3 separate regions of the Homo sapiens genome follow, and regions 1 and 2 are each linked to region 3. A link is a loop called in an ENCODE intact Hi-C map of the cell type or tissue named here. Cell type or tissue: IMR-90. All regions are shown on one strand.

Region 1 (8,000 bases), 85 kb after region 3:
AAAACTGAGACTCACAGAAGCGGAGGTCACACAGCTGGCAAGTCCTAGGATGCTCCTTCCAGGCCTGTGTGACCTCAAACCCCAAGTCCTTCTCCACTTTACTAAGGTGGGGGGTCAGGGGTTGCCACGCACCTCCCTGGATTTGTCCAGCGAATGTGGGGCCTGCCAACTCTGAAGCTCCAAAGACTTCGTCTGGGCCCCTCCACCTCTCCTTGGACATAATGGCCGGTTGCTAATGTGTCTGTCTCCCTGACCAGGAGGGTCAGGGTGAGAGTGGATGAAGCCCAGGGCACCAGGGATTCGCAATTAATATTTTCGTTATTCATACCAGTGTAAGACAGCTGGCCCCTCCACTCCCGCCTCTAACCCAACCCTTTGTGATTTTTATTTTTTTTATTTTATTTTTTTGAGATGGAGTCTTGCTCTGTTGCCAGGCTGGAGTGCAGTAGCTCGATCTCGGCTCACTGCAACCTCCACCTCCCGGATTCAAGCGATTCTCCTGCCTCAGCTTCCTGAGTAGCTGGGACTACAGGTGCATGCCACCATGCCCAGCTAATTTTTGCATTTTTAGTAGAGACAGGGTTTCACCATGTTGGCCAGGATGGTCTCAATCTCTTGACCTCGTAATCTGCCCTCCTTGGCCTCCCAAAATGCTGGGATTACAGGTGTGAGCCACCACGCCTGGCCTGTGATTTTTCTTTATCAAATTTACCACCACCTGACAATGTATTATAGGTTTATTTATGGTCTATCTCCCTCACTAGAGGAAGCTCAGAAAGGCAGTGGCTTTTGGGTCACAATCCCTGATACATCCTAGGACAGCACCTGGCAGAGCAGGGGTTCAATCCCTGTGTGCTGAATGAAACAACCCACAACTGAAAAATGACTTCAGCAGATTTTTTTGAAGGACAATATCATTTTATATAAAGTGAGGTCCCCAATATGCTCAAGAGGGCCTCCCTATAGGTGGACATCATTATTGAGCACCTACTAAGCAAACTTGGCCCTGGTCCTGGATGTCACAGGGGTTACAGTCAGGGTGGTGTACAGGGTACAGGCAGGAATTAATCCCAGCAATGAGAGTATAATTCCACCCTGAACTTAACCTCTGACATACCAGTAGAAGTCTTGTGGCCTGGGCATTTGGAGTACAAGTCTGGCTAGGGCTAAAATGTGAAGAATGAGAAGATGTTACCTGGGAAAAGGGAGGCAGGGGGTAGAAGTGGCCTGGAAGAGCAGGTGCAAAGGTCCCAAGGAGGGAGGGGTGGCATGCCTGGGCACAGAGGGCTGTTGATAAGTGGTCTGAGATGCGGCTGGAGGTGTAGGCCAGGGGACAGTGGTACATAGCCTTCTGGTCCATGTAAAAGGTTTTTTCTCTTTTCCTTAAGAAAGTGGGAAGCCAAGGCCAGGCGCGGTGGCTCACGCCTGTAATCCCAGTACTTTGGGAGGCTGAGGCGGGCAGATCACGAGGTCAGGAGTTCAAGACCAGCCCAATATGGTGAAACCCCATCTCTACTAAAATACAAAAATCAGCCGGGCATGATGGTGGGCGCCTGTAGTTCCAGCTACTTGGAAGCCTGAGGCAGGAGAACCGCTTGAACCTGGGAGGCGGAGGTTGCAGTGAGCTGAAATTGCATCACTGCACTCCAGCCTGGGTGACAGAGTGAGACTCTGTCAAAAAAAAAAAAAGAGAGAAGAAAGAAAGAGAGAGAGAGAGGGAGGGAGAGAGGGAGGGAGGGAGGGAGAGAGAGAGAAAGAGAGAGAAAGAGAGAGAAAAGAAAAGAAAAGAAAAGAAAAGAAAAGAAAAGAAAAGAAAAGAAAAGAAAAGAAAAGGAGAAAGAAGAAAATGGGAAGCCAGAGCGGGGTTTTAGGCAGAGGGTGGTACCATGATATCAGGGCAGCTTGAAGCGGAGGTCGGCTAAATGGAAAGTGGATTGGATTTCACTCTCACCCCTTCTGCCTGCTGTCACACGTTCCAGAGAGCCAGTTCCCCACTCCTCATCAGCAGCCCCGGTTTATAATGTACAACACTGTTTACAAAACACACAGGCCAAAAGAGAACACAATGAGAAACCACCCACTGACATTTCTTAGGTCCCACGTTAGCCAGCCCTGGTGGCTGATCAGCCTTTGTAGCCCAGTGGTACCAGAGTAGAGAGAGATGGTTTGAGCCTTATGAGGAACTCTCCAGACCCCAGCTTTTGTGGGAGCTACATGCTGAGCTATGACAACCTAATCGATGAACTCCTCCTGTCCAACTCCTCCTTGGGCCTTAGGACTAAAAAGTATAAAGTCTCCCAAAGTGTCAGATACTGCACTGGGCCTTTTGTGGCTTCAGCTCCTTTAATTTTCACAACAACCTTGGAGACAGGTCATTTAACTTGCCTGATCCCACTCAGTTACAAAGCTGCAAAGCTAGCACCTGAGCCCATCTCTGTCTGATGCTGCACACGAGGGCTTGAGGCCACTCTAATACCGATCTCTTCTGCTGTCTTCATGTACTTCACAGTTGGGGAAATGCCAGTGGTCTCCCCTGTGCCCAGCCCTCCCTCCCCAGGCTGAAGGGCAGGGCTTTATTCCACCCTCTGGAGTGTACTTCCTGAGGGCAGCGCTCCTTTTTGTTCACTGCTGTATCCTCGTTGCCTAAACAATGCACACAGTAGGTGCTCAACAAATATTTGGTGAATGAACAAATGGATGTTCCCAAAGCTTAAAAGAGTGTCATATTTTCTGCAATGAACACTGAGTTAGGAAAAAGGGGGCTCATGTGCTGACTCCTACTTCGAGTTAGGTAGTAGTCTGGGATTCTAGCCTGGCCCTGCTCCTAATTCCCAGTGCAACCCCAGGGAAGGGCCAGGCAGCCTGGTCAGGGCAAAGGCATTGTGGAGGCCAACTCTGTGCGAAGCACTGGGTCAGGCTCTCCAGGCAGGTAGCCCAGGTTTTTATCTCTTGCTTCCTAGCTGTGTGGTCTTGGGGAAGTTACCTCACCTCTCTGAGCCTCAGTTTACCCAGCTGTAAAATCCACTCAAAAGTCAGCAGCAGTAATTCTTCCCTCCTGTAACTTCAGGCATGGGCACCAGAAGACATGGCCTCCTTGTAACATGAGGAGCCTGGTTTTTCTCCAGAGGCTCCCCAAGCCCTCCTGGAATTCTCTGTTTGAGAGTCTGCGGGGGGACAGGGAGACAGGAGGCGGGGGAGTCCTAGAGGCCTTCCTGACGGGGGCGTGGAGGGGCCACGTGGGGCAAGGGGAAGCACAGGGACCTCTTGTGACCTTGGGCAAGCCCCCTTCCTCTCTGACCTTGACCAGCGTCCTCATTTGTCAAGGGAGCGGCTGGGTGACCTCTAAGAACTCGGAGGCCGAGGCCGGAGTCGCCCGAGTGCTCCGCCCAGCCTCAGTTTCCCCCTCTGCCTCCCCAAGATTTCTAAAAGCACTTCCGGCTCTGAAAACAAACCAACCACCAGCAGGCGGCCTGGGCTTAGGGCAGGCAGCGCCAGGGAGCGCGCGGCCGCTTCCTGGTGGGTCCAGTGTCCCCGGGGTGGAGGGCGGGGCGCAGGGCAAAGGGCCCCGGGGCTGGGCCGGGCTCCGAGTGCCCCGCGTGGGGCCGGCGGGGAGTGGCCCAGCGAGGTGCGCGCCACCGTGGCCTGGCGGCTCCTCCGGGGCCCCCTTACCTGGAGGCGGCTGCGAAGGCAAAGGCGGAGGCGGCAAAACCGGCGAGCGGCTCCTCCCGCCCGGCCCGGCCCGGCCCCTCCCCTCCCCGCCGCGTCCCGGCCCCGGTCCCGGCCCGTCCCGCCGCCTGCCCCGAGCGCGCCTGGTCGCCACCGGCCGGGCGGAGCACTTAGGGAGCGCGGCGCGGGGGCGCGGGGCCTTCCAGGCTCTGACTCGCCAGCTGCGGGTCCCGACCTGGCTCGTCCCACCTCTGCCCCACCTCCACCACCCATCGCGACAGGGGTGCCGGCCTCTGCAGGTGACCGGCAAGCCCGCGGCGCCACATCTGTGTGTGGGTCCATTTACCCTCCAGGAAGCAGCGAGACAGCGCGGCGCGGGAGAAGGGCCCTGCAGGGTTGGACTTTGCAGAAACTGCCCGCGAAGGACTCGGCCCCGAGAGTGGCATGCCCCAAAGCCACATTTTGAAGACAAAGTCTTCAAAAATGTATAATGTAAACAAAGAACCAGCCGCAGAAACCGCCTTCCCGCACGTGTATGCAGCACTTTGTAGTTTGCAAAGTGTTCAGATATCTAAGTTCTTCCTGATTCTACTTTCATTTTCCCTAACGCTAAGTTTGGTCCTGTCTCAGGGCCTCTGCCTGGAGGCTCCCGTGCCTGGGACTCTCTGCCTTCAGACCTCCCTTTCCCCCAATCCATTTCCTGCTTTCCATTCTGGTCTCTTGGGATGGGATCTGAGAGTCTTCCCTGAGCACCCAGCACATTCAGTCATTGAACAAATTTACCGAGCACCTACTACGCGCCAGGTACAGTTCTTTTTTTTTTTTTTTTTTTTTTTTTGAGATAAGAGTCTCGCTCTGTCACCCAGGCTGGAGTGCACTGGCCCGATCTCAGCTCACTGCAACCTCCGCCTCCCGGATTTAAGCGATTCTCCTGCCTCAGGCTCCCTGGTAGCTGGTACTACAGGCGTGTGCTACCACACCCGGCTAATTTTTGTATTTTTAGTAGAGACGGGGTTTTGCTATGTTGGCCAGGCTGGTCTCGAACTCCTGACCTCTGGTGACCCACCCGCCTCGGCCTCCCAAAGTGCTGGGATTACAGGCGTGAGCCACCGCGCAGCCCCAACTAGACTTTAAAAGCCCTGGAGGTGGGCGGGTTTAGGCTGCCTTGCTCTCCGCTGTGTGCCCAGCCCCAGGGACTGTGCCTAGCACTTGCAGGTGCTCAAAAGAAGCACTTAATGAATGGATCTCTTTCCCCTAGCAACCCTGTGAAATTTCATCACACCCACTCTGAAGGAGAGGAAACCGAGGCTCAGGTCCAGACAATGCAGAAGCCACAGAGCTAATGAGTGCCAGAGCTAGGGCATGAATCATCGTGGCCTCAGAAGCTGTTGCCCTTACTCCCAGTGAAGACAATCTAGGGTTATGGGAGGAAAAGGTACCGACGGGGGTCAGAGACCAGCATCCCAGCTCAGAGCCTGGGACTCACGCACCTGTGAAATGTTCCTTCCTTCATCTGCTCATCTCCCCACTGGCCAATCAGGACCAAGAAGGGCAGCTCTACCCACCCATGAAGTTATTGTGAGGGTCAAATGGGTCAATCGTGTGCAGGCTTTAGGGGAATAAGGGGTTATATCTGAGCATGTGAGCTTTGTCAAGATTGAGAACTGCAGCCAGCCCTCCTCTTAATGTCTGGCAGCCCCTTCCAGCAGATCAGCTTTGTGGGACCAGGCACCACTCTGCACTCCCCTGCTTTGCCCTGTCTCTAATTTGATTAGAGACCTTGTGTTGAACACACTTGTCTTTGGGTATTGGACCCTGTTCAGCCATTGCCCGGCACCCAACCCTCACCCTAGTCGCCCCCACTGCACACAGTTCCTGATCCCATCATTGAGGCTATGGGTGGGAAAGATGGAGAAAATATGTTTACCCCTTTTGGTGTATGCTTTTGAGATTTTGTTAGGTTTGGTATTGGACATTGAAGAATTTTGTTTCCTCTAAGTAACTCTCCCCCAAAGGAATGTTTAGGGAGTTGTGGAAGGGGAAGCCTTCTAATGAACCATTGACTAATTCAACCAGGATGTGTGGAGTGGCTGGTGGGGTTCTAGATGTTGAGGGTATAGCAGGAGAATCAAAGTGTTTCCAGCAAAATCATGGAGCTTACATTCTGGTTTGGGGGATGGGTGGAGGGAGATGGACAAGAAACCAACTGATTTTATTTTACTTTATTATTATATTTTATTTTTTATTGAGACGGAGCCTTGCTGTGTCGCCTAGGCTGGAGTGCAATGGCACAATCTCAGCTCACTGCAACCTCCACCACCTGGGTTCAAGCGATTCTCACGCCTCAGCCTCCTGAGTAGCTGGGTCTACAGGTGCGCACCACCATGCCTGGCTAATTTTTTTGTATTTTTAGTAGAGATGGGGTTTCACCATGTTGGCCAGGCTGGTCTTGAACTCTTGAACCTCTCAAAGTGCTGGGATCACAGGCGTGGGCCACCGCACCTGGCAAACAAACTGATTTTAATCTGTTTTACAGAAAAAGTAAAGCAGGGAGGTCACGCTATAGAAGATGAAGCAGTCAGGGAACCGCTGCAGGCGATCTTTGAGGAGGCTATCAGGTTACAGGGCACAGCATCCAAGGTAGACCCAGCAATTGCAAAGGTCTTGAGGTGGGAGTGTGGTTGGCCCTTATAAGAAAACGGTGTGAGAGGAGAGTGGAGAGTGCTGGGGGAGAGTCCTGGATGAGATGAGATCAGACAGGTAGTGGGGGTCGTATCACTGTGAGCTTTTAAGAAATGCTGATGAGGGCTGGGTGCAGCGGCTCCCGCCTGTAATCCCAGGACTTTGGGAGGCCAAGACGGGTAAGTCACTTTAGCCCAGGAGTTTGAGACCAGCCTGGGCAACATGGTGAAACCCCGTCTCTACTAAAAATCCAAAAATTAGCTGGGCATAGTAGGGCAAGCCTGTAGTCCCAGCTTCGTGGAGGGCGGAGGTTGCAGTGAGCCGTGTTTGCACCACTGGACTTTAGCCTGGGCAACAGAGGGAAACTGTCTCGAAATTTAAAAAAATACATATATATATATATATATATATATATTTGCTGATGCTTAGGCTAGGGTTGCCAGATTTAGCAAATGAAAATAGAGGACTCTGTTTTATTTCAATTTCAGATAGACAATGGATAATTGTTTAATATGAGTATGTCCCAATACTGCACAGGATATACTTATATTAAACAATTACTTATTGTGTATCTGAAATTTAAGTATAGCTGGGTGTCCTGTATTTTATCTGGTAACCCTATTTGGGCCCCACTCTCAGAGATTCTGATTCCATTGGTCTGGGATCTGGCCAGGCATAGGTGTTGTTCAGAAGCCCACAGGTATTTCTTTTCTTTTCTTTTCTTTTCTTTTAAACAAAAAACAACAACAACAAAAAACCTGCCCAGGAGTGGTGGCTCACGCCAGTAATCCCAACACTTTGGGAGGCTAAGGTAGGCGGATCACCTGAGGTCAAGAGTTCAAGAACAGCCTGGCCAACATGGCAAAACCCCGTCTCTACCAAAAATACAAAAAAAAAAAAAAAAAAAATAGCCAGGTGTGGTGGCGGGTGCCTGTAGCCCCAGCTATTGGGAAGACTGAGGCAGGAGACTCTCCTGAACCTGAGAGGCGGAGGTTGCAGTGAGCTGTGATGGTACTGCTGCACTCTAGCCTGGGCGACAAAGCAAGACTCTGACTCAAAAAAAACTTTTTTTTAATTTTTAAAAAACTTTAAAAAAAGGTTTTAGGTTTAGGGTACATGTGCAGGTTTGTTATATAGGTAAACTTGTGTCACAGGGGGTCTGTTGTACAGATTATTTCATCACCCAGGTATTAAGCCTAGTACCCAATAGTTGTTTTTTCTGTTCCTCTCCTTCCTCCCAACCTCCACCCTCAAATAGGTCCCAGCATCTATTGTTCCCTTTTCTGCGTTCATGAGTTCTCATCATTTAGCTCCCACTTATAAGTGAGAACACGAGGTATTTGGTTTTCTTTTCCTGCATTAGTTTGCTAAGGATAATAGCCTCCAGCTACATCCATATTCCTGCAGAAGAAGTGATCTCATTCTTTTTTATGACTGCATAGTATTTCATGGTATATATGTAACACATTTTCTTTATCCAATCTGTCATTGATGGGCATTTAGGTTGATTCCATGTCTTTGCTAGTGGCTCACAGGTATTTCAAATGTGTGAGCAGTTCCAGGAGCCACTGATGTAGGGCCTTGTCTACTCAGTTAGGGGTGTGGATGGACAGTTGTAGAGGGTTGGGGGCAGTGAATTGACATGACCTCAC
Region 2 (8,000 bases), 51 kb after region 3:
TCAGAGAGTGCTGGAGCTTGGATTATAATCCAAATTATGTGATGCCAACATTTCTGCTCATTCCACTATGAGTGCCTTTTAAAGGCAAATGCCTTACTCTTGAGTGAGTTTGGTGTCCTAGGACAATCTCGTTTGGCCAGCTGTGAATCCTATATTTTATGCACATGGGGTATACATACAATCTCAGGGGCAGCCCTAGATCATGGGCCACAGGCACACCTAAAAGTTACGTATCACGGGATAACAGTTCTTTGGAAAGATGGGGGATTGGGGAGGGTGACCGAGGGATCTCGGCTCTGCCACCAGAGGGCAGAAGTGTGCCAGACACCCAGAACTGCGGGATTAGCCCTGGTGCCCACCCCAGACACACAACCACATACTGTGGGAGCCCCTGGAGCCAACTGGTCCCCCTGCTTCAACAAGAGCAAGGGGCATGTCCAGAGCCAGGCTGTGTGTTCATGATGGGACTCCTTCGCCCACCAGCATTTCTCAATACAGAAGCAGCTGCGTTTCGTACTTCATTATCGAACACTCTTATGCATCAAAGAATAGCAGCACCCTGGGAACTTGGCCCTAAATGCCAGTTGCACCCACACAGGTTGTGATAACAATCCTGACTCTCCCCACATTTCCAAATCCCCCAAATCAGGAGCGGGGGGCAGGACAGCCTCCTGTTGTAAGGCACTGAAACAGCCTGTTCCCAGTAATGGCTCCATCTCTGAGCATGGAGGTAGGGATGGTGGGTCGGGGCTGACCTCGTACCTGCTGGGAGAGCCCACACCTTTGGGAAGAGATCATGGTCAATCCCCGCCCTTTGGGGGCTGCCCTCCAGACCAAAGCGAAGGAACCCAGAGGCAGAAACTTCAGCCTTTGTCAAACAGACCTGGGTTTAAATCTTGATCTAAGTTCCTACTAGCTGAATGGGTTCAGTAAGTCTCTTAACCTCTCTGAGCCTCAGTTTCTTCATCTGCAAAAGGGGAATAAGAATATCTTTTTCTTTTTTTCTTTTTTTTTTTGAGATGGAGTTTCACTCTGTCACCCAGGCTGGAGTGCAGTGGCACGATCTTGGCTCACTGTAATCTCCGTCTCCAGGGTTCAAGCGATTCTTGTTCCTCAGCCTCCCGGGTAGCTGGGATCACAGGTACCCACCACCATGCCTGGTAACTTTTTGTATTTTTAGTACTGATGGGGTTTCACCATGTTGCCCAGGCTGGTCTCGAACTCCTGACCTCAAGTGATCTGCCTGCCTCGGCCTCCCAAGTGCTGGGATTGTTACAGGCGTGAGCCACCACGCCGGGCCAAGAATATCTTTTTGATCTGGCTTTTGTTGAGGGACAATAAGAGGATGGATGTGGTGAGCTTGGCTGGCACCTGGGACACAGTAAGTGCCCGATACAGGGTGGCTGATATTACTTCATGGGAAATTGTCATGTTTCCTCCTTCCTGTACCTGTTAAGAAGCCACTCTCTGAGCCAGGGTGCCAGGGTGAGGCTGTGGGCTGCCTGCTGCTGTGCCAGGGCAGGGGCCCTTTGTCTCTCTTCTCCCTGGGTCTGAGGACACACCTCACAGGTCACATTCATATAACTGCTAACCTCACCCACCACCCTACTATCCCTTGATTCACCAACTTTTCTAATTACATACTTTTTCTAGAATATTTATTACGTAGCCCCATTTTTACCCTAAATGAATTATTTCCCATATAAAGAAGAAACTACACAGTATTCCAGTACCATACACCCTGTCCATTGCTGAGCACTGGGTTGAAGCCCCGTTGTGTGCCCAGGGTCCCGATTTTGAGAGGCTGAGCCTGGCTGCAGAGCCCTCACAGGGCAGTCTAACTCAGGACATCTTGGGGATGATTCTTGCCTTTTGTCCTCATGGCTTAGGACGATTAAGGGCATTAAGGCAGTGACAAGCTTACTTCAAGACCAGTGGTCTTGGAGCAGAGGGGAGAGAGGAGGGGTTGCTTCTGAGACCCTCCCATCTCCACCTTCTTGGATGTAGGATCAGTAAGAGAAGCAGCTCCTTTGGTTCCTGCCGCATGGGCACCCGCCCTTCATTCAGGCCTCATCCAACCCTCTTAAAGTCAGCTTCAGGGGTGAAGTCTCCACTTATCTCCATGTGGGAGGTGGAACAGCAGGTAAGAGGTGGACTCAGGAGCCCCGGGGCCTGTCTGGAATCCTAACTTCTCACTTTCCAGCTTGGGCAGGCATTTCATTCTCTGCGCTGCAGTTTCCTCTGCTGTAAAATGGGAACAGTAACAGCATCTACCTCCAAGGGTCATTGTGGGGTTTCAACGAATTGGTTCCTATAAAGAAAGCACTTAGCTCAGAGCCAGGCATACAGTAGGCACTCAACGAGCATGTGCTATTAGAGTTACTCTCAGTGCCTCACACGGGGCCGGGCATACACAGCAGGTGTCAGTTCTTATTTGCGGAATAGATGGACCAGGCTGTTTGGATACGGATTATAAACTGTATGAGTCTCAAGGATGTTGGGCTGGGCGTGGTGGTGGCTCACGCCTGTAATCCCAGCACTTTGGGAGGCCGAGGCAGGCAGGTCAGGAGTTCGAGACCAGCCTGACCAACATGGAGAAACCCTGTCTCTACTAAAAATACACAAAAATTAGCCAGGCGTGGTGGCACATGCCTGTAATCCCGGCTAGTCGGGAGGCTGAGGCAGGAGAATTGCTTGAACCCGGGAGGTGGAGGTTGCAGTGAGCCAAGATTGCGCCATTGCACTCAAGAGTGAAACTCTGTCTCAAAAAAAAAAAAAAAAAAAAAAAAAAGGATGTTGATGGAGAACCCAGCAGCCAGGTGACAATATTTGCATTTTACCACAACCTAAGACTAACACCTCAAGTCTTTCTGATTCATCAGGGAGGCAGGGTTTGCAATCCAGTAATAAATACCAGGCCAGAAAGCAGAGCCACGTCTGCGGTAGAGAGTGCCGTGGCTCAAGTGTGTGTGCCTCCTGCAGTTCCAGGGCCTAGAGGTGATCCTCCCTTTGGATTCAGAGATCAGAGGGCAAAAATCATGACGCAGTTTAAGTCTCCCAGGGACCAATACAGAGTTCACGGTGAGATTCACTTGGCCTTAAATGGAGTTTTGAAACTTACTTTGAAATGTAATCCTGGGCTACTCACTTAACCTGCAGAACCTTCATTTTCTCCCCTGTAAGAGCAGGTTAACAGTACCAGTCTCAGCAGCAGATCTGATGATCATCTACTCTGCAATAACTCAGAATCTATGTAAGCGGCCTAGAAGAGCAACTAGAAGAACTTAGGAAGATTACCAAATGCAAGTAAACCAGCCCCACCTGAGATGGCCGTATTTTCAGTTTTGCAACCTAGAGGACATTGGCAACCTAGAGGACATTGGAGCCATTTCTGGTTATCGCAGCTCAGGAATGTCTACTGGCACCTAGTGGGTAGAGGCCAGGGATGTGGCTAAGCAGCCCATGGCACACAGAATAGCCCCCCACAACAGAATGATCCAGCCTCAAACATCAATTGTGTGGAGGTTGAGAGTTATCAGCTCAGATTTAGTTTAACTTTCATCACGTAAAAGACTTATTTTTTCGGTTGTGTGGGCAAAGCGCTTCGTGGGTTGCTACTAGATGAGGAGAAGGAAATGATTAGCATGCACAAAAAATTCCGCCCAGCTGCCAATATGGCACCGTTCGGTGACTAACATCCCAAAACTCTCAGTAAAGGTCAACCTTCCAGGAAGTTCTGAGAAATGCAGCTTTTCATGCTAATTTCCTGGGCTGACTCCGTGACTAATCAGCCCGTCTCACACCCAGGGAGAAATCCTGCAGCACAGATAGCCTCCTCCTCTGCCCCCATCAATCTCTGTAGAAGGAAGACATTCAGCAAATCATGCTGCTCAGCATCTAAGCTCATTCTCCAAAGAAGGGTCGCCCACCCATCCTTCTATTGCTCTCGCCCTCCTTCTCTCCATCCAACAAGTACCAAGTGTCCACCATGCATCCGTCAGAAGACATTCAGCAAATCATGCTGCTCAGCATCTAAGCTCATTCTCCAAAGAAGTGTCGCCCACCCATCTTTCTATTGCACCCTCCTTTTTTCCCTCCATCCAACAAATACTAATGCCCACCATGCGTCCATCCGTGTTGCACTTGCTGGGATGCAAAGGTAAACAGGCCCAACAAGGGCACTGCCCTCATGGAGCTCACGAGGAAGGACCTGGACAACTGGCCCATCCACGACACCAACCTTTTCCTTACAAGATCCTTGTAAGGATCTTGACATGCTTTACAAGATCATGTTCTTAGAACCCAAGACAGTTTTTAAAAATAGTGTTTTTATGGAACATTTGGCTCTTGCCCCTTATTTGTACTTGAAATTGGAGTTCAGAGAGGTTAAGCGACTTGATCAAGGTCACACGCAAGAGTCTCAAGAGACAGGATGAAAATCCAGGTTCCCTGACTCCAGGGTTTTCCCATTTCACCATGGCCACCATCACCCCAGCAACACTCACAGCCCGTGCCCTGCCTGCCAGCTCCATGCTGGGCACTCTACATGGATTCGCTCATGTAATCCTCACCGCCACCCTACAAGGTAGAGACTACTGTTACTCCCTTGGATGCCTGGGGAAACCAAGGCACAGAGACATTCAGTAACTTGCCAAGGTGGGGCTTGAACTGTAATACAATCAATCCCCAAAATACTCCCCATTCTTGGTCCCTGGTTATTCGTTAGAACAGATAAAGAGGTTGGACATGACAACCGTCAGCAAACCACTTCCCCCTCTAGGCCTCAGTTTCCCCATCTACATAAGAGGGTGGTCTAGGTGATTTGAGGGTCTACCTACCTCTGATCTCTGGGGACCTTTGGGGCCCTGGCACCTGCTCCCATTGGGTCCCAGTGTGCCACTGAAGCTGTTCCTCTTACCTGCTGGCACCTGTTGAGGCTATCAGATAAACCAAAGGCACCTCCCAGGCATTATCAAAGCCTGGTATTATTTAGATATGAGGTATTATTATATTCCCATGGGGATGCTTCAATTCCCTAATTCCTGAGGGTAAAATCTGCCAACGTTTTGACTAACAGCAGTTGTTTTAGAGTGTCCAGCTCTGCCACTTACTAGCTTAGGCAATTACTTCACTTCTATGGGCCTCGGTTTGTTCATCTGTAAAGTGGGAACGCCTACATTTAAAGGATGGCTGTGAGGATGAAATGAAACAGTGATTGACAAGAGCCAGGTAAGGTCACCAGCATTTAACGAGTGCTGAATAAGTGGTAGTCATTCTCAATGGAAATTTTAAGGGCGATGCTGGTTTAGATGTTGCCTATAATGAGAACGTGCCTGGGTGGGCATGAAGCACCAGGCAATGACATAAGACAGGCTGTTTTAAACCCACTCAATTCTGCCAGAGCCAGCTCCAAGGTCACAAACAGCAGAGAAGAGTCAGTGGAGATGTCTTAGGTGCCCAAGATGGTTTGGGGTTTGCAGGGGTGGGGTGCAGAAAGAGGTGGTGGGATGCATATGACTCTCTCTGGGTGAGGAAAGAGGGAAAGTTAGATTCCGGGGCCAAGGCTGCTTCTCTTTCTACTTGATGAAGAAGCAATGAGAGAAAGGAAGGGCTGACCCAGGAGGCTGGAGAACTGCTTCTGACTCCCAGTCTACCTCTGCTGCTGTGTGTCTGCAAGGAAGCCCCTTCCCCTCTCTGGGCCTCAGTCTCTCCACCTGTGAAAATGAGAGGATCGCCGGGCATGGTGGCTCATGCCTGTAATCTCAACACTTTGGGAGGCCGAGGTGGGTGGATCACTTGTGGTCAGGAGTTCGAGACCAGCCTGGCCGACATGGTGAAACCCCATCTCTACTAAAAATACAAAAATTAGCCAGGCGTGATGGCACATGCCTGTAATCCCAGCTACTCAGGAGGCTGAGACAAGAGAATCACTTGAACCCGGGAGGCAGAGGTTGCAGTGAGCTAAGATCATGCCACCTGTACTCCAGCCTGGCGGACAAGAGCGAAACTTCATCTCAAAAAAAAAAAAAAAAAAAAGAGGATCATCCAAGTTGACCTTGATGTGTGAGATTCAGGTCTGCAAGATGGGGGCAATGGCCTTAACCACCTCACTGGAGGACGAGATGAAATGCCAGCACAAGCCCTTAGCGCCATGCCTGCCGCGCAGCTAGGACTTGGCACATGGCGGCTTTGCCATTACACTGATTCCAATATTAGATTCTATGTGCTGAGCTGCTGCCCTGATCTCCAGCAGCCCGAGTCTCAGACCACCATGCAACTCAGCCTTTCTCTCCAAGGGAGTCCAGGAGGATCAGATACTATTATTCTTCCCTCACTTCTGTTAAAAAAATAAAGTGACACAATCACTCTGTAATGAAATATATGACAACTCCTGAGACTGCCTGGCCCTGGAAATGTAAGCTCCAGGGGGTGCAGAGAGAAAATGCCCCAAACTCAGAGTCCAGTGACCGAAGCAATGTTCTCAGGCCAACCCTGCCACTCCCTTGGGGGCCGCCTGGCTGTCTCTGCTACATAAAGTATTACCGAAGGCCTCGCCTGCCTCAAAGCAGAGGCTGGCCTGGTCACCCGTGGAGAGCCCTTTCAGCTCCACGATATGGAATTAAAATACTTTGGATACACTAGGCCCAAACACACTCTTTGGAGCCTTAGAGCAGCGCTCCTCTAAGTAGAAAGCACTCAGGAATTGCCTGGATTCCACGCAGATCCCAATCAGCGGGTCTGGGCGGGGGCTGAGACTCTGTATTTCTCACAAACCTCCCAGCAGTGCCGATGCTGCTGGGTCCACATACCACACTGAGAGTAGCAAGGGCTTAGAGGCCTTTTTTAAAAAACAGTAAAGAAAGTTTATTATGCTAATAACAAGAATCCCCAAGGTAGGGTGACCTACATGTCCTGCCACCCCGGCAGGCACTGACTGCACTAAACACACGTGCATGGCCAAGCACGCATGAGAAAGCAGCTCATCCGCCCTGCTGCGTGGGCTTCAGCAAGCCTCAGCACCCTCCTCTTTTAGGGTTCCTGACTACCACCTGCCCTGAAAGGGTCACTGGAGACAAACGCTAGGATTCCTGAGACAGAGTCCCAGTCCCCTTGCAGCTGGCGCCAGACCACTAGAATCTGAGGGCTGAGATGTCACTTCTGAGCCCTCTCCCTTCTACTCTCTGTACCTGGTCTGCAGCAGTTCTGCAGCATGAAGAATGGTACCGGGGGCAGCCCCTCACCCCTCCTCTCTCTGCTCTCCTTGCTGAAGCCGGCCATCTGCATACCTGCCCAGGTGAAATCCATCCCACTCTCCCTCCTCAGGCTTCCAACTGGCCCAAAGCCCGCCCACTGCACTGCTGCCCTGCTGACCTTCCCCTGTGGCTCCTTCCCACTATGAAATTCTGCTCTTCCTCCTCCTCCTTCCACTAGGAGGGTTCCAGTGGGGAGCCAGGCAAAAGTTTCCCTATTACAGGGTTTGGAGGATGCTGGCAATTTCTTCTATGTTGTGTTTCCTCCCTGCTTGCCATCAGAATAAACATCAGAGGTCACTGCATAAAAGCGTCTCCCCAGTTTAGAGAACAGAAGAAGCCACTTATGCAATAAGAGGGAAGCCCTGGCAGAGAGGAGCTGGTGGGAAGAAGTTGGACGGGAGCTGTGGGGGTGGGGAGGAGCTCAGGAGGCAGCCCGCATAGTGGCTTAATGCAGGCATCCTGGAATGGTAGACAGCAGTGGTCTCCAACCTTTTTGGCACTAGGGACCAGTTTTGGGGAAGACAGTTTTACCATGGACCAGTGTGGGGGCCGGGGATGCAAGCCGCAAAGCATACGTGCCCTGGGGTGCGTGCAAAGCCACAAAGCACACGTGCTTAGGGAGCTGCCGGAGGCCGGCATGGCTGAAAGCCCCACGGCAAGGGGACTGAAAGCAGAGGTGAGGCTGGAGCAGGACAAGGGTCAGCCCACCAGGGCCTGAGAGCCACACCAGAGGGGCTGATTTTTTTC
Region 3 (8,000 bases):
GCCTTTCTTACTCAGCTTAATCATTTCTAGCTTTTGATTTAAAGTGAGAAATGTGTGATGTTTCCTTTCACTTGAACACTTAGAGGTCATTGTAGGGAGATTTATTTGCTTGTTTTTCAGACAGGGTCTCGCTCTGTCACCCAGGCTGGAGTGCAATGGCGCAATCACGGCTCACTGCAGCCTCGACTTCCCAGGCTCAAGTGATTCTCCCACCTCAGCCTCCTGAGAAGCTGGGATTACAGACACACACCACCATGCTGGGCTAATTTTTTGCTTTTTTTTTTTGAGACAGAGTTTTGCTCTTGTTGCCCAGGCTGGATTGCAATGGCGTGATCTCAGCTCACTGCAACCTTCACCTCCTGGTTTCAAGTGATTCTCCTGCCTCAGCCTCCTGAGTAGCTGGGATTACAGGCATGCGCCACCATGCCTGGCTAATTTTGTATTTTTAGTAGAGATGGGGTTTCTCCATGTTGGTCAGGCTGGTCTCGAACTTCCGACCTCAGGTGATCCACCCACCTTGGCCTCCAAAAGTCCTGGGATTACAGGCATGAGCCATGGTGCCCGGTAAAGTTTTTGCTAGTTTTTTTGGTAGAGACAGGGTTTCGCCATGTGGCCCAGGCTGGTCTCACACTCCTTGGCTCAAGCAATCCTCCCACCTCTGCATCCCAAAGCGCTGGGATTACAGGCATGAGCCACTGGGCCCAGCTATCCATCATGTAGGGCTATTAATTGGCCTAATTTCAATACTGTTGTGTCTCAGGGAATAGGAAGGCTGGAGGAGAGGGAGAGAGGTGGGGAACAGCCAGCTGGTGGAGCATCGGAACACACACAACATTTACTAAGTTCACCGTCTTATATGGACAATGTTTGTGGTGCCCCAAAACAATTACAATAGTAACATCAAACATCACTGATCACCATAACAGATACAATAATAATGAAAAGGCTTGGCTGGGTGCAGTGGCTCTCACCTGTAATCCCAGCACTTTGGGAGGCTGAGGCAGGTGGATCATGAGGTCAGGAGTTCGAGACCAGCCTGGCCAACATGGTGAAACCCTGTCTCTACTAAAAATACAAAAAATTAGCCAGGCGTGGTGGCAGGTGCCTGTAATCCCAGCTACTCGGGAGGCTGAGGCAGGAGAATCGCTTGAACCTGAGATGCAGAGGTTGCAGTGAGCTGAGACCATGCCACTGCACTCCAGCCTGGGCAACAGAGCGAGACTCCGTCTCAAAAAAAAAAAAAAAGAAAAAAGAAAAGGCTTGAAATATTGTGAGAATTACCAAATGTGTCACAGAGGCTTAAGGTGAGCACATGTACTAGTGAAAAGGTTTGAAATATTGCAAGAATTATCAAAATGTGACACAGGGACATAGAAGGCCATATGTCTTCTATCAGTTAGCTATTGGCGTGTGACAAACCATCCCAGAACTCAGTGGCTTAAAATAATCAGTGATTATTTCCCATGAGCCTACAAATTGGCCGGGCAATTCTGCTAAAATCATCCAGGCATGGCTGATCCCACTGGGTGCACTCATGTGTCTGCAGCCAGCTGGCAGCTAGGCTGAGGCTGGGTGGGATGAGCCAGCTTTGCTCGGTGGGGTCTCTCATCCCCCCAGGAACTAACTTGGACCCATTCTTATGGTGAGGTTCTAGGAGAGAGTGGAATTCACGTGCAAGGCCTCCTGAGGCCTAGGTTTGAAAATGGCATGATGCGATTTCCTGTGCCTTCTATGGGCCAATGCAAGTCACAAGGCCAGCCCAGATTCAAGGGGTGGGGAAACAGACTACACTTCTTGATGGGAGGGGTTTCAAGGTCACATTGTAAAGTATGTGGATACAGGCAGGGGTGGGAATTATGGCCGTTTTTTGCCATCAGTCTACCACAGATGTACACAATATGTCTGAAACACTGCAACATACTGATGGCTCATGTGTAGTGGGCAACAGGTTAAATCCATTAAGACACTAGTTCAGGATGAATCTTTCTCCAAATTCTCACCCAGGAAGAAGGGGAAGGGGTGGGGGAAACACTGGGAATGATGGCAGGCTGTTGGCAAGTGGCTGGCTTTTGGGGATGTGGTTTTGGGAGTCCTGGGCTAAGGCAGGATCCACATAAAGAACTGGAGGAGTGAGCCCAGGTAGAATCCTTTAGGCAAGATCCAGGTGGGCATGGTGGTGTGCACCTGTGGTCCCAGCTACTCAGGAGGTTGAGGCAGGAGGATGGCTTGAGCCCAGGAGTTCAAGGCTGTAGTGAGCTATGGTTGTACCACTGCACTCCAGCCTGGATGACAGAGTAAGACCCTGTCTCTAAAAATATATCAACAACAACAACAACAACAACAAAAACAAAAAAAACATGCTCCTTGAAGCGCAGAGATTCATTCTGGAAAATTCTCAGCCAATAAATTATCTCTCTCCCCTATTCTCTTTTTCTTGGGGATTTCTATAAGCAAATGTCAAACTTTAATTTAATTCCTATTTTCCATCTCTTTATCTCTCCATGATGCATTGTGGTTAATTTCTTCAAATCAATCTTCCAGTTCATTATTATTATTATTATTTTTGAGACAGAGTCTCTCTCTGTCACCCAGACTGGAGTGCAGTGGTGTGATCTCAGCTCACTGCAACTTCTACCTCCCAGGTTCAAGTGACTCTTGTGCCTCAGCCTCCCAAGTAGTTGGGATTACAGGCATACACCACCACATCTAACTAATTTTTATATTTTTAGTAGAAACGGGTTTTCACCATGTTGGCCAGCGTGGTCTCAAACTCCTGGCCTCAACTGATCCACCCACCTTGGCCTCCCAAAGTGCTGGGATTACAGGTGTGAGCCACCACACCCAGCCAGTTCATTATTTTTCTCTTTAGTTTTGTCTAAACCACTTTAATTTATCCAGTATTCATTGTAATGACTCTATTTTTTTATTTCTACAAGTTACATTTGATTTATTTTCAGATCTCCGTATTCTTTTTTTCAATGTCTTGTTCCTTCCACTTATTTTCAAAGTTTAAATTTATGTCTTTAAAAACTGTAACATACTTAGCGGGTGGGGAGGGCTTCTTCAGACCATTCTGCTGGGCACTAACGGTCTAATTCTGATTGTGTTGTTTCTGCAACCTTTCTTCATGGTGGTTTTATAAGACTGGATTGAAAACTCATCTTTACAGCTACTCATACATGGGAATCTGTGTAGCCTAGATTGAGAACCTATTTTCTCCAGAGCAGTTTTCTCTTTTAAAAAATCATTTAGGCTGGGTGCAGTGGCTCACGCCTGTAATCCCACCACTTTGGGTGGCTGAGGCGAGCGGGTCACCTGAGGCCAGGAGTTCGGGACCAGCCTGACCAACATGGTGAAACCCCGTCTCTATTAAAAATACAAAAATTAGCTGGGCGTGGTGGTGGGCACCTGTAATTCCAGTTACTCAGGAAGCTGAGGGAGGAGAATCGCTTGAACCCAGGAGGTGGAGGTTGCAGTAAGCCCAGATCGCGCCACTGCACTCCAGCCTGGGTGACAAGAGTGAAACTTCATCTCAAAATAAATAAATAAATAAATAAAAAATAAAAAGTATGGCCAGGTGCAGTGGCTCATGCATGTAACCCCAGCACTTTTGGAGGCCGAGGTGGCAGGATCACTTGAGCCAGGAGCATGAGACCAGCCTGGGCAATGTAGGAAGTCCCCACCTCTACAAAAAGAATTTGAAAATTAGCCAGGCACACCTACAGTTCCAGCTACTTGGGGGTGCTGAGGTGGGATCACTTCAGCCCGGAGGGGGTCGAGGCTGCGGAGGGTGGTGTTCGTGTCACTGTACTCCATCCTGGGTGACAGAATGAGACTGTCTCAAAACAAATTATTTATTTATTCATGTTAGAGACAGGGTCTCACTGTATATAACCCAGGCTGTAGTACAGTGGCACAATCATAGCTCACTGCAGCCTTGAACTCCTGGGCTCAAGTGATCCTTCCACCTCAGCCTCCCAAGTTGCTGGGATTACAGGCACAGGTTACCAGTCATGGCTAATTAAAAACAATTGTTTTTAGAGACTGGTTTTCATTGGGAAGGTTCTGTGAGATGATGTCTAGAATCACCTGTCACAGCGAGTATCTGATAAATATTAGTTCCTTCCACTCTTTGTATATTTGGTGCCTAATAAATGCTTATCAAGTCAAATGAAAACAAGACGGATATAACTGACGACATGAAAATTTCTCAGGATATAGGAGCAGCTGCCAAGTTCTGCACGAGCCCTCAAGGAAAGGCAGTCGGTAACTCTCCCCAGCAAGCACCCTCTGGACACGCCCCCTGGGCTGGGATTGGAGGAGGGATGGCTGCAGAAATGGCTGTGAAGTGGCCTTTTCCTCTATGAAAGTGTGCACACCAGAGAGCTGCCACCAGGTGGTGCTGTGGTGACCATGTAAGCCCCGGGCATCTCCCTGGCAGAACCCTACCCCAAGAGCTTCCTACAATGCCATTCCCATTAGAGACGGAGGGAGCGCCCTGGGAGTGGGGTCTGATCACATCCTAGAAAGCCTGCCCCTCCCTGGAGTCCCTGAGATGGAGCCATGAGTATGGGACTCTGGGCTTAGCCCTGCCTGGAGGGCAAGGCCATTTGGGTAAACCCTCAACTATAGAATTAAAGGGACAGGCCGGGTGCACTGGATCATACCTGGAATCACAGCATTATGGGAGGCCGAGGCGGGAGGATTGTTTGAGCCCAGGAGTTTGAGACCAGCCTGGGCAAAATAGTGAGACCTCTTCTCTATTTTATTTTTATTTTATTATTATTATTATTATTAATTTATTTATTTTTTTGAGATGGAGTCTCACACTGTTGTCCAGGCTGGAGCGCAGTGGCACAATCTCTGCTCACTGCAACCTCTGCCTCCTGGGTTCAAGCGATTCTCCTGCCTCAGCCTCCTCAGTAGCTGGGATTACAGGGATTACAGGTGCCTGCCACTACGCCCGGCTATTTTTTTTTTCTTTTTTCTTTCTTTTTTTTTTTTTTTTGTTTTTGCATTTTTAGTAGAGATGGGGTTTCACTATGTCAGCCAGGCTGGCCTTGAACTCCCGACCTCGTGATTTGCCTTCCTCGGCCTCCCAAAGTGCTGGGATTACAGGCGTGAGCCACCACTCTTGGCCAATTTTTTTGTTTTGTTTTGTTTTTTTTAATTAAAGGGACAGATAAAGGGTCAGTAGAAAGAACCCTGGTGTGGGTGTCAGACAGGTAAGCGGCCCTCCCTTGGCTCCATCACTTACAAGCTGTGTGACCATGAATAAATCTCCTGGGCTCCCTGCACCTGCTCTCTCGAAAAACAGGGACTGTTCTGGTGTCCTCCCTCCAGGCTGGCCGTGCAGATGGAGGAGACACCACTTGCAAAGGGCCCGACCTGAAAATGGTACTTCATCCTTCTCTTGGTGCAGTTCAACAGGTATCCATGGAGGCCCTGTCCCTGGGCATCCATGCTGGAGCCGCCAGCCTCAAGGAAGCTGAGCGGGTGAGAAAAGAGGAATCCAGGGCCGGGCGCGGTGGCTCAAGCCTATAATCCCAGCACACTGGAGGCCGAGGTGGGTGGATCACCTGAGGCCAGGAGTTCGAGACCAGCCTGGCCAACATGGTGAAACCCCATCTCTACTAAAAATACAAAAATCAGCTGGGATGGTAGTAGGCGCCTGTAATCCCAACTACTTGGGAAGCTGAGGCAGGAGAATGGCTTGAACTTGGGAGGCAGAGGTTGCAGTGACCCGAGATTGTGCCATTGCACTCCAGCCTGGGCAACATGAGCGAAACTCCATCTCAAATAAATAAAATTAATTAATGAAATTAAATTTTTAAAAAGAGGAATCCAGGACTAGAGGGTGTGTGGCTTCCCCAGCTGCAGGGAGGACTGGCTGAAGGATGGGGTGTTCAGGAGGAGGTCCCTTCCCCTCTGAGATCACACCTGGTGGAAATGGGGTCTGCCTGATTGCTGTTCCCTCTGCGCCCTGCACAGGTCCTGGGATGTCATGGCGTAGGTCACAGGAGACATTTGCTGGCTGATAGATCAATTAACTACATCAAGTGAAAATGCTACTACTGAAGGTTCAAGTCAGGGCCTGAGTCCAGGTCTCTGCTTTCTGCTGGACGGGCCAAGCCCTGCATTTTGGACCCTGTTCATCTCTCCAGCCTTGTTTCTCACAACTTCCTGGCAGAAACCTTGGCTGCAGTCACTGGCCCTTCCCAGCACATGCACCTTCCTGCCTCTGGACTTTGGGTATTGCCAGTCCTGCGCCCTCCGGCCTTCTGCCTGCCTCGAAGCCTCTCGAGGCTTACCTGTCCTTCAAAGCCTGCCCTCTCCTCCCTGGCGCCCTCCCTGCCTTCTGGAAGGAAAGGCTCCTCCTTTGAACTGCTGCAGCCCTTAAAGTCTAGGCCCTTGAGATGCAGCATTTGGTTCTGTTATTCACCTGCTTTAAGCCTGGCATCTTATTTTCTTAACTAGGTTGTAGGCTCTTTGAGGGCAGCAAGCTTGTCGGAAAAGGCAGCATAAAAGAAGGGTTAACAGGAAATGGTTTAGACATACATGAATTAGAATCCCAGGCTTGCTAATTACTGGCTGGGTGCCCTTGGAGAAGTCACCTAACCTCCCTGGGCTTCAGGTTTCCCATTTTCAAAAGTGGAAAATGGGCCAGGCGCAGTGACTCATGCCTATAATTGTAGCACTTAGGGATGCTAAGGCAGGTGGATCACCTGAGGTCAGGAGTTCAAGACCAGCCTGGCCAACATGGTGAAACCCCGTCTCTACTAAAAATACAAAAAAATTAACTGGGCATGGTGGTGGGCACCTGTAATCCCAGCTACTTGAGAGGCTGAGGCAGGAGAATCGCTTGAACTCAGGAGGCGGAGGTTGCAGTGAGCCAAGATCACACCACTGCACTCCAGCCTGGGCAACAGAGTGAGACTCCATCTCAAAATAAATAAATAAATAAATAATAAAAATAAAAATGGAAAATGAAGCCATGTGCAGTGTCTTATCCCAGCACTTTGGGAGGTCGAGGTGGGAGGATCGCTTGAGGCCAGGAGTTTGAGACTAGCCTGCACAACATAGCAAGGCCCTGTTTCTACAAAAAATTAAAAAATTAGCCAGGTGTGGTGGCATGCGCCTGTATTCCCAGCTATTTGGGAGGCTGCAGTGGGAGGCATTTGAGCCCAGGAGTCTGAGACTGCAGTGAGCTATGATGGTGCCACTGCACTCCAGCCTGGGTAACAGAATGAGACCGTCTCTCAAAAAAAAAAAAAAAAGAGAGAGAGAAAATGCAACACCTGGTTGCCAGTGTCATAATGCCCACACCTTCCAAGGTGACTGGGAAGAAGAACGAGACGGACTCTGTTCCAGTCTGGCACACAGTAGGTGCTCAATACACACCAGCTCCCTGGTGTATTTCTTAGTTTGGAGAGGAGCAGGTATTCTCCACCAAATTTCTGCCGAGGAATGCGGCGGCACCAACTAAAAATCATGCTTCCCATTGCTCCCTGAGCCTGAGATCCAGGTACAACAACAATCCCATGAAGCAACTGCTAACTACACACAACGTAAAACCACTCAAACGAAAATCCAACTTGAGACTCGCCACCTAGTTGTAACTTCCAAGTACCCCGGTACTCATCAAAGCTGAAGAGATCATTAGCTCCAATCTGGGTTCTGAAGAAGTCGCTGCTGCAGCCTTCCTGACACATCTCTGTTCAATCAGGCAGGCACCTTATAAAGATTATTCCCAGCCATGGCATTCTCCTCATGGTCCGGGTTTGTAAGCTCTAGCCCTGACCCTTCCAGCTAGCCCAAGGCAGAGACATCCGAGGCTCTGTTGGCTAATTATGTTTGAACCTGAGTTCACTTCTCAAAATGAGAGGGTGCAACTCTCAGACAGAAGAAGTCAGGTTGAGATGGAAGGTCTCACTACAGGTGCAGCTGGCATCACTATATACCCTCACAGACAGGAGAAATATGCAGTCAACTTTTTCTGT

The links. Peaks named below come from ENCODE experiments on the same cell type or tissue, not always from the same donor. Only the 100,000 strongest peaks of a DNase experiment are listed, where the experiment ranks them.
Region 1: it touches region 3 in a loop (8-fold over the local background); 21 of 110 quality-filtered maps call a loop at or near these places.
Region 2: it touches region 3 in a loop (3-fold over the local background); 11 of 110 quality-filtered maps call a loop at or near these places.

What each region holds. Positions count from the first base shown.
Region 1 is chr1:19,796,186-19,804,185 of GRCh38, forward strand. It overlaps TMCO4 (transmembrane and coiled-coil domains 4), which reads right to left and starts at 3,731. Exons shown (of 16, transcript NM_181719.7): 1 at 3,670-3,731; 2 at 1,952-2,030. RefSeq lists a silencer at 3,476-3,975 and an enhancer at 3,899-4,399. In IMR-90, a CTCF peak has its summit at 3,466; a DNase peak (open chromatin) is centred at 4,196; H3K4me3 peaks cover 1,491 bases; H3K27ac peaks cover 1,490 bases; H3K27me3 peaks cover 65 bases.
Region 2 is chr1:19,762,078-19,770,077 of GRCh38, forward strand. The region is part of intron 6 of TMCO4 (transmembrane and coiled-coil domains 4); the gene reads right to left. Among named protein-coding and RNA genes, the nearest start is that of TMCO4, 34 kb to the right of the region's middle. RefSeq lists an enhancer at 2,923-4,122. In IMR-90, a CTCF peak has its summit at 302 (motif pointing right); a DNase peak (open chromatin) is centred at 3,704; H3K27ac peaks cover 980 bases.
Region 3 is chr1:19,711,390-19,719,389 of GRCh38, forward strand. The region is part of intron 13 of TMCO4 (transmembrane and coiled-coil domains 4); the gene reads right to left. Among named protein-coding and RNA genes, the nearest start is that of HTR6, 51 kb to the left of the region's middle. In IMR-90, a CTCF peak has its summit at 4,391 (motif pointing right); a DNase peak (open chromatin) is centred at 4,392.